Linked DNA regions of Homo sapiens: region 1 is linked to region 2. Evidence: read pairs that join two places in POLR2A ChIA-PET (ENCODE). Cell type or tissue: A673. All regions are shown on one strand. Each heading gives the region's core, and the rest is flanking DNA. Links, peaks and the distances in the headings are about the cores only. Region 1 overlaps CNNM2 (cyclin and CBS domain divalent metal cation transport mediator 2). Region 2 has its middle 15 kb from the start of RPEL1.

The links. ChIA-PET counts read pairs that join two places held together with the same protein. Peaks named below come from ENCODE experiments on the same cell type or tissue, not always from the same donor. Only the 100,000 strongest peaks of a DNase experiment are listed, where the experiment ranks them.
Region 1: POLR2A ChIA-PET joins it to region 2 with 8 read pairs; 2 of 35 experiments call an interaction of 5 or more read pairs at or near these places.

Annotation. Positions count from the first base shown.
Region 1 is chr10:102,935,981-102,941,358 of GRCh38, forward strand. All of the region lies in intron 1 of CNNM2 (cyclin and CBS domain divalent metal cation transport mediator 2), which reads left to right. Among named protein-coding and RNA genes, the nearest start is that of CNNM2, 20 kb to the left of the region's middle. In A673, for the core only: no CTCF peak of the experiment used is centred there; no DNase peak of the experiment used is centred there.
Region 2 is chr10:103,228,430-103,233,807 of GRCh38, forward strand. No RefSeq gene overlaps it. Among named protein-coding and RNA genes, the nearest start is that of RPEL1, 15 kb to the right of the region's middle. RefSeq lists enhancers at 2,409-3,406, 3,407-4,404. In A673, for the core only: no CTCF peak of the experiment used is centred there; a DNase peak (open chromatin) is centred at 3,002.

The DNA of each region.
Region 1 (5,378 bases), core at 89-5,088, 290 kb before region 2:
TGGTGTTTTTTTTTGTTTGTTTTTTTGGTTTTTTTTTTGGTGCTGTGGGGGTAGGGGGCTGGTAATCTGAGAGGGAGAATGTTTTCCCATGCTAGCAAAGACAGATTGAGGGCATCATCTGATCTTTATGGGAGTGTGCAAAGCCTCAGTTTTTCCATTTGCCCATCTGCAATCATAGAAACAATGTGCTGACTCAACTCGGAGCCTCTGCGGAGTGGCGTTTGGGTTTAGACAGTCCTCAGAATCATTCAAGAGATGGAAATATTTGAGCAGGTCTTCAGAGGTAAAATTAAAACTAAAAACAACTAGAACAAGATAGCATGCTTTCTTATCTCTTTCAAGATTATTTCCTTTAGTCACTAGTGTACCTCCTTGATGTAAGGTTTGGCAGGAATAATTTCATCTCTGTAGAGTTGATAACTAAGCAGAGAAAAAACCCTACCTTTTAGTCATTGCTTTTCATCTTGCTATCATCAGTCTGATCCTTGAGGGTTTGGGGTTCCAGGTAAACAGAAGAGACAAAATGAAACTCTTTGCTTTTTTTTTTTTTTTTGGTGCAATGGGGGTGGGGGAGATTGGGTGTGGAGAGGGGTGAGATTCTGCTGGAAACAAGTCAATTGGCTAAAATACTCTTTTAATCATATTTTGTGGACCATCTTCTGCTTAGTTTTGCTCTTTTATGTTTTTATTTGCTTGTTCATATATACATACATTAACCTGCAACAACTAGAAGAACATTTACCAAAATATTAACCAACAGTGACTATCTTTTGATGTGGTGGGTTTAGGGGAGGAAGTATGTTTTTCTGTGTTGCTCCAAGTTTTTCTGTTTAAAGCATGTATTTTGTAATGTTTGGGGGAAACCAAATCCATCAAAATAAAGTGCAAGTTTTGTAACCTGAACCACTCATTGAGGTACAGAATTGAAATGTATTTAGATGAAACTCACAGGTATTTTTTCTTGGAGAATGTGGAATATTTTATCTATAGTGCAGCTGTGCTGTCATTTATGCCATTTTTTCCTCCTCATTGTGATTCTTACTGTTTGGGGTGAAAGATGAGTAGTATTTTAAAGCCCGTAATGTGTGTGAGTACACACGTGACATCTTAGTAAGATTCATTTTGTGTGAGAAATAAGGGAATTTAGGCTTTTGGGTTACATTTGTTTTCAAAACATGTTAATAGGTGACAAAAATCCAGTTTGTTTAGATTTGTATGTAGTCTGCCTGGAATGAAACTTTTTTATACTTACATGATAGCCCTGATTAAATAAAAGTTTGGTGAAAGCCAGCAGGGTGGCATGTGCCCCATGATCCCAGCTACTCTTGAGGCTGAGGTAGGAAGATAGCAAGTTCAAGCCCAGCCTGGGCAAAATAGCGAGACCCCATCTCAAAAAAAAAAAAATGTTTTGTTAAGTAGTTGAGTTCCAACTAGATCTGTACTTTTAACATAAAGCTATAATCCCAAGATACCTCTTATTTGGGGACATGATGGTTTTGGAAACTGGTGCTTCCTTTTGTCTAAATAAATAATCACTGTAAATCTAGTCTTGATTATTAAAAGGAGACAAAAAGATAAAAGGAGTGTTCTGAACCACCTGTGCTTGAAGCTCAGTTAATAGTTTCCAGACTATTAAGCCTACAAAATGTATATCTTACACATTTTGCTAAAATAAAAAGACCTTTTAGCTTTGATCAAGACAAGATCAAATATTTGGTTTGATTATACTCCTAAAACGTACATATTCTCAGACAGATAAACAGATGTGATTTTCTTTCGTTCTTTTTCTGGATGTATACAGAAACCTTTTTTTTTTCTTTTTTTGGTAGAGACAGGCTCTCCCTATGTTGCCCAGGCTGGTCTCAAACTATTGGGCTCAAACAATCCTCCCACCTTGGCTTCCCAAAGTGTTGGGAGTATAGGCATGAGCCACTGCACCCAACCCCAGAAACGTTTAATTTAACTATAGGATAAGTTAGCTATCATTTAGGTGCCTTTACTAAAGTCTGTTAAAATGACATAAAATAATGACAATGTGTGGGGCGCAGTGACTCACGCCTATAATCCAAGCACTTTGGGAGGCCCAGTTGGGAGGATGGCTTGAGCCCAGGAGTTTGAGACCAGCCTGGGCAACATAGTGAGACCTCATCTCTACAAAAAAATTAAAAAATTAGGCCGGGTGCGGTGGCACGTACCTGTAATCCCAGCACTCTGGGAGGCCGAGGCAGGTGGATTGCTCAAGATCAGGAGTTCGAGACCAGCCTGGCCAACATGGTGAAACCCCATCTCTTCTAAAAAAAAAAAAATACAAAAATTAGCTGGGCATGGTGGTGGGCACCTGTAATCCCAGCTACTCGAGAGGCTGAGGCAGGGGAATTGCTTGAACCCAGGAGGCGGCGCTTGCAGTGAGCCAAGATTGTGCCACTGCACTCCAGCCTGGGTGACAGAGCAACGCTCTGTCTCAAAAAATGGAAAAAAAAAAAGAAAAAATTAGCTGAGCATGGTGGCACACACCTGTCATGCTGGCTACTCAGGAGGCTGAAGTAGGGGGATTGCTTGAGCCTGGGAAGTAGAGGCTGCAGTTAGATGGGATTGCGCCACTGCACTCCTGCCTGGGTGACAGAGTGAGACCCTGTCTCAAAAAAAAAAAAAAAAAAAAAAAAAGACAACGCCTCTACTCCTTTAGCCAACTTTCTAAAAAAATTAAACATTTTAGGGAGAGAAATCGATGTTTCCTTTACTTACAGATGGCATTGCTCTTAAATAGTCCTATGCCTATTAGACAGTTAAATTTAATTTTTACTGAGTTCCTTGATATTAAAAATATACCAGCGTTTTGACCTGATTACTGTAGAGTGAAGATCATCAGTTGACACAGAACTTCCAGCCAGCATTTTAATGCTTTCCTCTGAAATATGAATGGACAGCGATAGATCTCTGAATATTTGAGGAGAGCCTCTAATAGGAGTTATGGAGACTAAAATAAACAAGCAGACAAAGGCCCTTAGTTGATTTAAGCTGATTTATCTCACATTACCTAAATATCCAAAAAGTCAGCAGTTATTACTTTATCTGTGACCTCCCAAAGCCACTTACCAAACCAGGTATGAGTAGCAAATTCGAAGATTTGTTGCCTTTTTCAGACATGGTGTAGGTAGGATCTTTCCTGTATTCATTCAACCTGCCTAGTTGTTTGAGGATCCCAGCCAGGTTGAAGGTTGTAAATATTTCCTTAAGGCTTACTTAGCTTCAGTGCAGGATCAGAGGCTAATTTCTGGCAGAGTTCTATGTCTTAGGGGATCATTAGCTGTCTATTTTTCCTTTCTCTTTTTACTGCAAGATTTCTTCAAGAATAGCTAGTTACTTCCTTTTCCTTGCCATCTTTAATCCTCTACAATCTTGTTTCAAACAGTTACAACCCATGACTTCTTTTATTGCCACATCTACATCTTGGTTGTTACCTTTCCTCTCTTGCTTGGCCCCTTTACTGTTTTTAGCTGTAGGTGAGGACCACTCTTCAGGTTGGCTCCTGCTGTTTCTCTGACTGCTTCCTTTTTCTTTTTAGGTTCTTGATTTTCCCTTCCATTTCTAATTGAGCAGTCCCCAAGATTTTGTCCTTATGTCTCCTTCCATGTTCTTTTTCCATCTTGAGAAGACTTTCTTTGACTCATCTTTAATCCATAAGCATGTATTTAGCATCATAATAAAGAACTGGCGGCCAGGCGCAGTGGCTCACGCCTGTAATCCCAGCACTTTGGTATGGACGAATCACCTGAGGTCAGGAGTTCAAGATCAGCATGACCAACATGGTGAAACACCGTCTCTACTAAAAATACAAAAATCAGCTGGGCGTGGCGCACACCTGTAATCCCAGCTACTCGGGAGGCTGAGGCAGGAGAATCGCTTGAATCCGGGAGGTGGAGGCTGCAGTGATCTGAGATCGCGCCACTGCACTCCAGCCTGGGCGACAGGGTGAGTCTCCATCTCAAAAAACAAACAAACAACAACAACAACAACAACAAAAAAAAAACCGCCATGTAGGAGACGGCCAAAGAGGAATTAGACAGATTTCCTGCTCTCAGGTAACTTGAAGTACATATGAATTTATACTCTTTTCCATTCTGTATCTTCTTTTTTAAAAATTTTTATTTTTAGTAGATGTGGGGTTTTACCATGTTGGCCAGGCTGGTCTCAAACTCCTGACCTCAAGTGATCTGCCTGCCTTGGCCTTCCAAGGTGTTGGGATTACAGGTGTGAGCCACTGCGCCTGGCCTCCCCTCTGTATATTGTTATCAAACATAATTGATCTGTTTTGAAAACGCATCTTTTACTTTTTGTTTTCTCTCCATTCCCACTGCTACAGTGCCAGCCCTTAGCCCCTCTTATTTGTGCTTATTATGTTTTGGGTGCTCCAGAAATACATTTTGTTTTATTTTATTTTATTTATTTATTTTTTGAGATGGAGTCTCACTCTGTCACCCAGGCTGGAGTGCACTGGCGCAATCTCGGCTCACTGCAAGCTCCGCCTCCCGGGTTCACACCATTCTCCTGTCTCAGCCTCCCAAGTAGCTGGGACTACAGGTGCCTGCCACCATGCCTGGCTAATTTTTTGTATTTTTAGTAGAGACAGGGTTTCACCGTGTTAGCCAGGATGGTCTTGATCTCCTGACCTCGTGATCCGCCCTCCTTGGCCTCCTAAAGTGCTGGGATTACAGGTGTGAGCCACCGCGCCTGGTCCTTATTTTATTATTATTTTTTTGAGATGGAGTCTCGTTCTGTCACCCAGGCTGGAGTGCAGTGGCACTATCTTGGCTCACTGAAACCTCCACCTCCAGGGTTCAAGTGATTTTCCTGCCTCAGCCTCCCAGGTAGTTGGGATTACAGGTGCCTGCCATCACGCCTGGCCAAATTTTTATATTTTTAGTAGAGATGGGGTTTCACACTATGTTGTCCAGGCTGGTCACAAACTCCTGACCTCAAGTGATCCACCTGCCTTGGCCTCCCAAAGGGTTGGGATTACATATGAATTTGTACTCTTTTCCATTCTGTATCTGGGTGATACAGAATGTGTGAGCCATTGCGCCCAGCCTAGAAATACATTTTAAATTAATGCATGAATCAGTCTATTTTGATTATCATTAAACTTCCAAGATGGCTTTCTTTATTGTCTGTTTCATCAAGCATACCTCTGCCAGGCTGATCTTCCTTAAACATAACTTTCATCTTACCAGTTTGTTAAAAACCTCTTATAATTACAGTAATATGATATTGTCTTTATTTTATTTTTTATTTTATAAAAAATTACGTAGTAGAGATGGGGTCTCGCTATGTTGCCCAGGCTGGTCTTAAACAACTGGGCTCAAGTGATCTGCCCGCCT
Region 2 (5,378 bases), core at 255-5,254:
TTCTTAACACCCTCGTGTCTTAGTTTCCTCATCTTTAAAATGGAAGTGAAGATAATAATGTTTGTTAAATAAAACCAATGTGTCTGGGCGCGGTGGCTCACACATGTAATCCCAGCACTTTGGCAGGCCGAGGAGGGCGGATCACTTGAGGTCAGAGCTTCGAGACTAGCCTGGCCAACATGGTGAAACCTCGTCTCTACTAAAAATACAAAAATTAGCCAGGTGTGGTGGCAGATGCCTGTAATCCCAGCTATTTGGGGGGCTGAGGCAGGAGAATCGAACCCAAGAGACAAGAGGCTGCAGTGAGCTGAGATTGGGCCACTGCACTACAGCCTGGATGACAGAGTGGGACTCCATTTCAAAACAGCAACAAATACACAAAAAGGCCGGGCATGGTGGCTCGTGCCTGTAATCCCTGCACTTTGGGAGGCCGAGGCAGGTGGATCACCTGGGGTCAGGAGTTCACAACCAGCCTGACCAACATGATGAAACCCTGTCTCTACTCAAAATACAAAAAATTAGCTAGGCGTGGTGGCACGCACCTATAATCCCAGCCACTTAGGAGGCTGAGGCAGGAGAATCGCTTGAACCTAGGAAGCAGAGGTTGCAGTGAGCTGAGATCACACCACTGCACTCCAGCCTGGGCAACAAGAGCAAAACTCCGTCTCAAACACACACACACACACACACACACACACACACACACACAAACCATGTGACAATGGCTCTTTTCTTTCTACATGAACTTATGAGTGGCAAGGCCCAACTCTGGGCATTTTGATTCTTTTAGTGTTGAATATTCTATTGCTGCTCTCAAGGTGAGGCCTCCCACGACCCTGAAGATCCTGGAGTCATAGGGCCTTACTCCTGGTCCTCCAAAATGGGGAGTTGATTAGCAGAATTGGGATTCCTTGGATCAGTAACATTTCAAAAGCAATTTTGAGGATTTACATAGGATGGCCATCTGTTAACTCTGGCATTCAGCACATCAAAATAAACTGCCATCTACTGTCAGCACTAATTCATGAAAGGTAATTTTTTTGTTTGTTTGTTTTTTGAGATGCAGTCTAGCTCTGTTGCCCAGGCTGGAGTGCAGTGGCACCATCTCAGCTCACTGCCATCTCTGTCTCCCGGGTTCAAGCGATTCTCCTGTTTCAGCCTCCCAAGTAGCTGGGATTATAGGCGCCTGCCACCATGCCCAGGTAATTTTTGTATTTTTAGTAGAGACGGGGTTTCGCCATGTTGGCCAGGCTGGTCTTGAACTCCTGACCTCAGGTGATCCACCCGCCTCAGCCTCCCAAAGTGCTGGGATTACAGGAGTGAGCCACCGTGCCCATCCAAAAGGTAATTTTAATACCAAAAAAGTAGAAAGAACATAATCTCAGAATAAGACAGGAGTTTAATCACATTTAGCTTAGTAAAAGATAATTTCCTGATTTTTTTTTTTTTCTATTTCATCTTGAGCCAGTGGCCAAGGGCCAACCCCTATCTGTGACTCAGCATTTGGCCAACACTACTGGGCCCTTCTGAGTATTCCTGGACACACTGGGCATTATAACTAAATGCCTCCCTGAATGACCAAGCCTCAAAGCTGGTCTGAGCATCACACTTTGCAAAAGTGAGGGTTTTGCTCATGATCCCAGAGAGTGCAACTGTGCTCAGAGGTGGCTGACCACAGGGCATCAGGAAGAGGTATTTATTTATTTATTTATGACACGGAGTCTCGCTCTGTCACCCAGGCTGGAGTGCAGTGGCGCAATCTCGGCTCACTGCAAGCTCCGCCTCCCGGGTTCCCGCCATTCTCCTGCCTCAGCCTCCCGAGTAGCTGGGACTACAGGCGCCTGCCACCATGCCCGGCTAATTTTTTTTTTTTTTTTTTTTTTGTATTTTTAGTAGAGACAGGGCTTCACCATGTTAGCCAGGATGGTCTCTATCTCCTGACCTCGTGATCCGCCCGCCTCGGCCTCCCAAAGTGCTGGGATTACAGGCGTGAGCCACTGCGCCCGGCCAGGAAGAGGTATTTTAGTCATTCCCTGTAGCATTTAATGGGACCACTTAGAACCTTGACTCCAAGTCCAAGAAGCCAAGAAGGACTCTGAGCTACCTGGGTGTGAAGAGTTTTTCTGCCCCCAACAGAGAGTCAGGATATAGGGACTCTATGCTGACCCTTCGTGTTAATGCACTGTGACTTTTGGCAAGGCCCTTAACCATTCAGACTTGGTTTGCTTATCCACAAAGTAGAGGCAGTAATATCTGCTCTGCATTTCTCAAGATTATGCGGAGACTCAAGTAATGGCTGTGAATGTGGTTTTAAAGCACAGTACAGTGATAAGGGAATGAATATTTGTAAATCTCAGCCCCTACCCTGTTCTAGTCAGGGCCCCAGGTGCCCCCACTACGATTATAGCAAGGGGCCAGGCACAATGGCTCACGCCTGTAATCCCAGCACTTTGGGAGGCCAAGGTGGGAGGATCACTTGAGGCCAGGATTTCCAGCTAGCCTGGGCAACATAGTGAGACCCCCATTGGTACAAACATTAAAAAAAGAAAAAAGATTAGCCAGGCGTGGTAGCACGTATATGTAGGTCTAGCTGCTCAGGAGGCTGAAGGAGGAGTTCAAGGTTTCAGTGAGCTATGATTGCACCACTGTATTCCAGCCTGGGCGACAGAGCAGGACTCTGTCCCTTGGGGAAAAAAAAAAGGATTATACCGATTACCAAGGACTCTTTCCTCCTCCCTTTCCTTTAACCATAATACAGAACTCCAGGGTATCTAGACTCCCAGGCCTTGGGTTAGAGCTGTAGAGTAGGGAAGAACCATTGTTTTCTCTTTCTCAGAGCACTGGTCCCCAGGTTTCTCCTGGATGAAGTGAGCTGCTAAATTTAAACACTCAGGAATCCACAAATACTCTTGGAATTCCAGCTTAGTGAGCTTGTTCAATAATGCTTCCTGTTAAACTAACAAAGGGTGATAGCAGAAGAATGCCCAGAGACATTCCATTCCCCTGCGTCCACGGAATTCTGCAGCTCAACTTTCTAGTGTGTTACATTAGAAAGAAACTTTAGATTGGTGTTTCTCAATTCTGGCTGAACATTAGAATCACCAGGGGAGCCTCTGCAAAATGCCCATGCCCAAGTTGTACCTCACACCAATTAAGTCAGAATTTTTAGCAGAGGGACCCAGATATTAGCTTTTTTTTTTTTTTTTTTTTGAGACAGAGTCTTGCTCTGTCACCCAGGCTGGAGTACAGAGGCACGATTTCTGCTCACTGCAACCTCCACCTCTGGGTTCAACCAATTCCCCTGCCTCAGCCTCCCAAGTAGCTGGGACTACAGGCGCCCACCACCATACTCGGATAATTTTTTGTATTTTTCGTAGTTTTTGTATTTTTGTATTTTCGTTTCACTATATTGGTCAGGCTGGTCTCAAACTCCTGACTTTGTGATCCGCTTGCCTTGTCCTCCCAAAGTGCTGGGATTATAGTCATGAGCCACCACACCAAGCTAATTTTTGTATTTTTAGTAGAGACGGGGTTTCACCATTGTTGACCAGGATGGTCTCGATCTGTTGACCTCATAATCCACCTGCCTCAACCTCCCAAAGTGCTGGGATTACAGGTGAGAGCCACCGCGTCTGGCCAATATTAGCATTCTTAAAGCTCCCCAGGTGATTACAAAGTGTAGCCTACTTTGGGAATCACGACTCTAGGTGATCCAGGGAGAAGGAAAAACAGGCCTTAGGAACTTAAGATTTTTGTCTAAAGTCATACAGCTGATTAGAGTTTGAGATCTCAATTCAACAAGCTGATGGAAGCAATGGCTAATTTTTGTTGGGCATTTTACTCTGATCCAGAGTAAGCACTAAGCACTTTACAAACACAATCTTAATTAATTTTCACAATGATCCTATGAGAAAACTGAGGCCCAGAGAGTTTGACTAGTTTGCTGAATGTCAAAGCAACTAAATAGTGGCAGAGATCGAGTTCAATTGTTTGAGCAGCATGCAGATGACAAGATAGGAATAGTAACCCTGCCCTTAAGGAATGTAGAGTCTAGTGGGAGGGACAGGAAGCCGGTGAGCCAACAATTAAAACACAATCTGATAAGGGTTACCATAAAATTAAAGGTTGGCTGGGTGTAAACCCAACACTTTGGGAGGCCGAGGCAGGTGGATCACAAAGTCAGGAGTTCAAGACCAGCCTGGCCAAGATGGTGAAACCCCATCTCTACTAAAAATACAAAAATTAGCCAGGCATGGTGGCGGGTAGCTGTAATCCCAGCCACTCGGGAGGCTGAGGCAGAGAATTGTTTGAACCCGGGAGGCGGAGGTTGCAGTGAGCCAACATTGCACCACTGCACTCCAGCTTGGGCGACAGAGCAAGACTCTGTCTCAAAAATAAATAAATAAATTAAATTAAATTAAATTAAATTAAAGGTTACCAAGGAAGGCACTTAACTTGTGGAACAGCCAAAGAAGCCTCCCAGAGGAGGAAGTACTTGAAGGAAGCTTTAAAGGTTGAGTGGAACTTAGTTTAGTGAACAGCAAGGTAGGGAGGAAGTGGGCCTAGCAAGTGGAAAGGTGACTTCGGAGAGCAAGGTGAATGCTTGCAGCTGTGCAGGAAATTCAGAATGACAACGGATTACCTTGTTAGTGAGAGATGAGACTGAGGAAGTATGGAGACCAGGTCGTTCAGGTTAAGAAGTTTAAAAGAAAGAAGCATTCCAGGATTACAAAGAGGACAGTGAAAGGATCAACTATATACAAGTGTGTATTTAAAAGATTATTGGAGGTTGGGCATGGTGACTCATGCCTATTGCGGCCAGCACTTTGGGAGGTTGAGACAGGCAGATCGCTTGAGCTTGGGAGTTCAAAAAAAAGGGGCAACATGATGAAATCCCATCTCTACAAAAAGTACAAAAATTAGCTGGGTGTTGTGGCATGCCCCTGTAGTCCTAGCTACTAGGGAGGCTGAGGTGGGAGGATCACCTGAGCCTGGGGAGGTGGAGCTGCAGTGAGCCATGATCGTGCCACTGCACTCCAGCCTGGGCAACAGAGTGAGACCCTGTCTCAAAAAAATAAAATAAAATAAAAAGAAAGATTGATTACTGGAGGATATGACACCAAAAACATAGGTAACAACAGAAAAAAACAGGCAAAATAGGCTATATAAAAACTTAAGGACTTTTGGACATCAAAGTATACTATCAACAGAATAAAAGGGCAACTCACATAATGGGAGAAAATATTTGCAAATCATATATCTGATAAGGGCTAATATCCAGAATACATAGAGGACCCCTACAAAAATAAAAAAAAAACCGAACAGCCCAATTTAAAAATGGGCAATGTCGGCCAGGTGCGGTGCCTCACACCTATGAT